Linked DNA regions of Homo sapiens: region 1 is linked to region 2. Evidence: read pairs that join two places in POLR2A ChIA-PET (ENCODE). Cell type or tissue: Caco-2. All regions are shown on one strand. Links, peaks and the distances in the headings refer to the core of each region. The heading gives the core; the rest is flanking DNA.

The links. Peaks named below come from ENCODE experiments on the same cell type or tissue, not always from the same donor. Only the 100,000 strongest peaks of a DNase experiment are listed, where the experiment ranks them.
Region 1: POLR2A ChIA-PET joins it to region 2 with 7 read pairs; 1 of 35 experiments calls an interaction of 5 or more read pairs at or near these places.

Annotation. Positions count from the first base shown.
Region 1 is chr12:105,953,761-105,956,682 of GRCh38, reverse strand. No RefSeq gene overlaps it. Among named protein-coding and RNA genes, the nearest start is that of NUAK1, 180 kb to the left of the region's middle. RefSeq lists an enhancer at 617-1,816. In Caco-2, for the core only: no CTCF peak of the experiment used is centred there; DNase peaks (open chromatin) are centred at 1,272 and 1,502.
Region 2 is chr12:105,444,310-105,447,231 of GRCh38, reverse strand. No RefSeq gene overlaps it. Among named protein-coding and RNA genes, the nearest start is that of C12orf75, 120 kb to the right of the region's middle. In Caco-2, for the core only: no CTCF peak of the experiment used is centred there; a DNase peak (open chromatin) is centred at 1,431.

The sequences.
Region 1 (2,922 bases), core at 251-2,750, 510 kb before region 2:
AAATCAACCTTGGATCTGGTAGCTAAGCCCAATAATCAATTAAAATGCAGACCTGTGGGTATTTGGGAAGAATCTACTACAATCTGGGTTTTTCCTTTCTTTGAATTTTCATGGAAACCTGGCTCCAGTCGGGCTGCTTGAGGATCTGTCAGAGACTAGCTTCAGGACTTCAGGCAACCCATGTACTCTTTCTGAACCTAAGTTTAAGGGATCAATTAGCATAGAGGCAGGACAATTCTGTCAAATCAAATTGTCAGTTAAAAATTCCTGCTGAGAGTTCTTTGAAGTCCCTGGAAGTGGAATCTATCCTAGTCGGAGGGGTCACCAACTTCTATCAGGAGGGTAGGACAGTGGATAGTTAAGCTTGCAGATTCTGAGCTAGACTGCCTTGGTTGTAACTCTAGACAACCATTATTAGATGTGTGATCTTGGGCAATGCATAATTATTCTGCAATTTACTTCCTTTTCTGTAAAGTGGAGATGATAATAAGAGTATCTACAGCTCCCAGGGTTGTTGGTTGAAGTAAAGCATTTAGAATGGTATGTGACATGCAACAAACCTTCAAAAAATGTTAGCAGCTTCTAATATTATCGGTTCAGCCACAGGAAATACAGGGCAAAGATCATTGGAAATATGATATAACACCAACTCTTCTTCAACTGTATCATATAGAGTGTATTTTTTGGGGGAAGCATGTAAGTTTCTCTTCCTTATGATATTGTGAATAACAATAGTAATAATAGTGATAATGATAGCTAACATTTATTGAGTTCGTGCTGCGTTCCATCATTGGGCTAAGTACCTGGCATGAATTGATTATTTAACTTATGACATTCCTGTTAGGTAGTATTATTATTAGCTCAGTGTAATCTGCAGCAACTCATACTGTTCTTAAGTGGCAGAGCTTGGACACAAACTCAGGTTTGTCTGAAGCCAAAACTTACGCTCTTATCTCGGTCTAACAGTTATAACCCCAAACCCTCACTAGCACAGAGGGAGAGCAGGTACTGTTGGGGCAAAGTATGGGTCAAGAAACAGGCAGTCCTGGATGTAAAAAGCCAAAATGCAGCAAAGGCACACAGAAACCAAAGCATCATCTCAATTTCAGCATGTTCAGACTTGTCACCATCTAGGGCTAAGGAGCTATCTCATGGTAACTGGTTTTGTTCAAGTTTACAACTCTCACCAAAGTCTCGTTTGTAGAAGCCTCAGCTGGGGCCTTCTCTGAAACTTCCATTGCATCACCCAGCAATTGCATTCCTCCAACCCTGGCTGCCAGCTTTCTCTGCAGAGAAAGCTGCCTTCTCTTTTTCTTGAAGTGCACTGGACATAATCTGAAGGTGCTCCGGGATACTATCAATGTTGGCATCCAGATCCAGATATGAAAGTGTAGTAAGTGTTTCCTGGGTTTGGTATGTCACTGATAAGCTCCCTGTCTCTTGGTTTATAGGCACTGTCAACATTTGAGTTGACATCAGGAGAAGCTGAGGAGAGCCACTTCCTATGTTCATTGCTGACTGAGGAGCAAAGGGCAATGTGAGAAACAACTTAGGCCACCCTCCTCTGAGGAAAATTTCTTGTGTCATCTGGGCAGCCCAGGATTTCCTCTCTAGATTATCTCTACCAGCACAGGAGGTGTGGACCCCACCCTGCTGATACCATTGACAGGGTGCGGCAGAGGGGTTGAGGGGCCTGTGTTGTCAATCAAGAGCTATTTTAGCAGGGACTGCACTGGCTCAGCTGGAGGGACCCAGCCCTGTGCTAGCTAATGAACCTGAAGTCCTGGGTTTCGAGTCCCCTGGTGACTCACCTGGGGCTTATAATGCATTGAATAGTGTCCTCCCAAAATTCATGTCCATCCAGAACCTCAGGATGTCACCTTATTTGGAAATAAGGTGTTTATCGGTGTAATTTAGTTGAAAATCTCAAGTTGAAATCATCCTGAATTTAGGATGCGCTCTAAATCTAATAATTGGTGTACTTAAATCTAATGATTGGTGTCCTTAAAAGAAGAGGACACAGAGAGACATGCAGAGAATAAAGAGATGTGAAGATGTAGGCAGAGATTGGAGTGACATTTCTGCAAGCCAAAGGACTCCAAGGATTGCCAGCAAACACAAAATCCACAATAGAGGCATGGGAGCCTCTGAGCCTCCAGAAGGAACCAACCTTGACGTCTTGACTCAGTCACCTGTTCTCCTGAACTGTGGGAGAATAAACTTCTGGTGTTCTAAGCTGCTCAGTTTGTGGTGATTTGTTACAGCAGGTCTCAAAAGTGAATATGGTGTGTATTCATCCGTTCTCACACTGCTATAAAGAAATACCTGAGGCTGGGTAATTTATAAAGAAAAGAGGTTTCATTGGCTCATGGTTCTGCAGGCTGTACAGGAAGCATGGCAACATCTGCTTCTGGGGAGGCCTCAGGGAACTTTTACTCACGGTGGAAGGCAAAATCGGAGCAGATTCTCTCTCTTGGTCCTGCTCCTGCCATGTAAGATGCTTGCTCTGGCCTTGCCTTCCACCATGGGTGAAACACTTTTAAACAACTAGATCTCATGAGAACTCACTCACTGTGCAGTACCAAGCAGGGAATGGTGCTAAACCATCCATGAGAACTCTGCCCTTATGTTCCAGTCACCTCCCACCAGGCCCCTCCTCCAACACTGGGGATTACAACTGGACATGAGATTTGGGTGGGGACACAGATCCAAACTATATCATGGGGCTTATATTGGGGAATGATGTAAATTCAAGATTCTCACCACGCACTGGAGTGCTCCAGAAACACATTCCCCAAGACACAGGAGAAAGTGAGGGTGGATCAGAACATGCTCTTCCCTGTTGCAGAACAAGTTGCAGCACGGCCCAGTCATTGTAAAGATACTGCTTGCTGAATCAGCTTTGTATGCTAGGGGATGCTC
Region 2 (2,922 bases), core at 96-2,595:
TGCTGGAGGGGTATAATGAGGCATGTCCGACTCCTCTTCCATCATGGCCTGAACCAGATTTTCAGGTCAATGCTGGAATGCCCTTGGCCGGGAGGAGGGGTCCATTCAGATGGTTGGGGGGGGCCTTAGAATTTTATTTTTGGTTTACATGGTGTTTTGGGCTTCCCACAGCCAAGTTCCCTGGATTTTCCCCTTGGGAGCCTCCCCTCCTCTACTCTCATTCTTTTTTTTTTTTTTTTTTTTTATTATTATACTTTAAGTTTTAGGGTACATGTGCACATTGTGCAGGTTAGTTACATATGTATACATGTGCCATGCTGGTGCGCTGCACCCACTAACTCGTCATCTAGCATTAGGTATATCTTCCAATGCTATCCCTCCCCCCTCCCCCCACCCCACAACAGTCCCCAGAGTGTGATGTTCCTCTTCCTGTGTCCATGTGTTCTCATTGTTCAATTCCCACCTATGAGTGAGAATATGTGGTGTTTGGTTTTTTGTTCTTGTTTGTGCTTTGGGTGGAACACAGGGGTAGGTGTTCAACCATGAGCTATAATCCTGGACATGTGACCCAAACCTAGCCAATCAGAACATCACATCCTCCTAGACACAGCAATTGGTTCTGAGATGGACACGTAATCCAAGCCATGGCAATCAGTCCAATTGGAGCCAATCCTGAGTCTTTTGTTTGAACAACCGGAAAGAGTTGGTGAGAACCAGACTCTTTTCCACTGGTCTTGGGGAAGCAACCCTGCAAGCCAGGAATAACCTAAGGCCATCAGCAGAGGACGGCCATCAGCAAGGAAATCAACCCAAAGGAAGCAGAACACAGAGAAGGAGAAATATCAGGTCTTGAAGACATGTTTGGAGCCCCTGGATCTAGCTATACCTGAACTCACATTGCCCCTGGACTGTTGCCATGTGACCCAACAAAGTCTTTTTTTTTTTACTTAAATTAGTTTGACTTTCCTGTCACTTGCAGCAAAGAAGACCCTGATTAATACTCTATTTTCTGAAAACATCTGAGTTTTTTGATGCCTTTAACCTAAGAATTTCAGCTTTAATACACTATATGAGTAATTAATGATGCAGGTCTCAGGAGGGTGAAGCAGGAGTTACCAGGTCACAAAGGCCCCAAGGGTAACATGTGAAGATCTAGACATTTCTACAGCATAACTAGTGATAACTGTGAAACTTCCAAGGACTCAAGTGGTTAAAGTTAACTGTATCTGAAATTCAAACACTAACTGGAATTAGTCACATTTAACTGGAATTAGAATGCATTAGGTCACCTATTTCCATTGTAATACCAAATTAGTTCCCATTAATTGGCCCCTATTTATTTTCAATCACATGCTTCTGTCAGATATTTGTACTGGCATTTCAGTCAGGAAGACGTTAGCTAGGCCTAATTGCTCAGACTGTATTTCACAGACAGCCTGTGCTATCAGATAGCTCTGGAAAGAAAACAATAGATGGCTTAACATGCAACTCTAGGAATGTCAGGTATGTGGTCATAAAATCTAATAATTTCAGAGCAGGGAGAGCCTTAGATTAGCTGCTAACCTTCCCTATGGCCCAAAACATTAAGTGGCCCCACAGCTAAAGTCATTTCTGACTGTTTTTTAAAAGACATTTTCTTAAAGAGTAAAAATCATGACTGTCATACAAATAGAAAATGAACACGTCAAAGGTTTTATTTTATTCACCAATTAATGAGGAAACCCTAAGGTGTTAAACTGGTTCAAAGGAGAATTCAAAGACCAGACGCCTATGTAGGCAATCAGAAATGCCCAGCAATGAGGAAATGCATTTGTTAATAGATGCAAGACTGGTTTTCTCCACCAAACATTCATTTGCATTGACTGTGGATGAGAATCATTTACATTACTATGGTTTTTTTTTTTTTTTTTCATTTACAGAGTTATAAAATAGCTCAAAGACAGTGAAAGGCGCAGACTACTATGAACTTAAAGAACCCAAATTAAAGTACTGGATAGCACCCAGCCATATGACACCAGCCATATGACACCCAGTAATTCTCTCCTTGCCATTCAAAAATTTTTAGTTTTTCCTTTCAGTATATGATGTTTGCATTAACCAAAATATATTACACGTTATTAGAGCATTTTTGTGGTTTTTGAAAAACCTCACTGAGCCTCAGTTTCCTCATTTTGAAAGAAAGGAAATTGTAATATTCATCTTGTAGGGTGTGGTAAAGATTAAACGCAATAATGTCTGGGAAATCCCCTAGAACAGCACACCCAGAACCTAGTTTAGGGAAAAATTTATGCTTCAATGGAAAACTATGCATTGTCTAGGGTATAACCTTCCAGATAATCTGATTCTGATTCTATGGGAGCTCTGTAACTGTATTACTGCCTAATAAAGTTACAGTCATTTATCTAAGTACTGTAGTAATTACAGTACTTACATTCAGTAATTTTGTCCATAGACATGAAAATAAATTCTGTCTGTTAGGGAGAGAACCTGTCTCTTCCCCCGACAATAAAGCCAGTTTTGCAGTCGCTTGCAAATTTATTTCATTATTTCTGATCTATAAAAGTCTTTGTGGTTTGACTTCTCCTTTAAACCAATTGTAACATCTGTCAAAGGCTGGCTCCGCTAATACCACAGACACAACCTCTTGATAAGACAAAGCTGAGTTCATTGCTTACTGCAGTAAAGGAAACACTCTTAGGAGCAGCAAATCCATACGGGTCTACAGCAACCTCAATTCTTGCCTCCTCAGAGAAAGAATTTGACATAAGGCAAAGGAAAGGGCATAAGACAGAGTGAGAGACGGAGGCAAGTTTTAGAGCAGGAGTGAAAGAAAGTAAAGTACACTTGTAAGAGGGCCAAGGGGGCCACTTGAGAGATTCAAGTCTGCAGTTTGACCTTTAACTTAGGGTTTTATACGCTGGC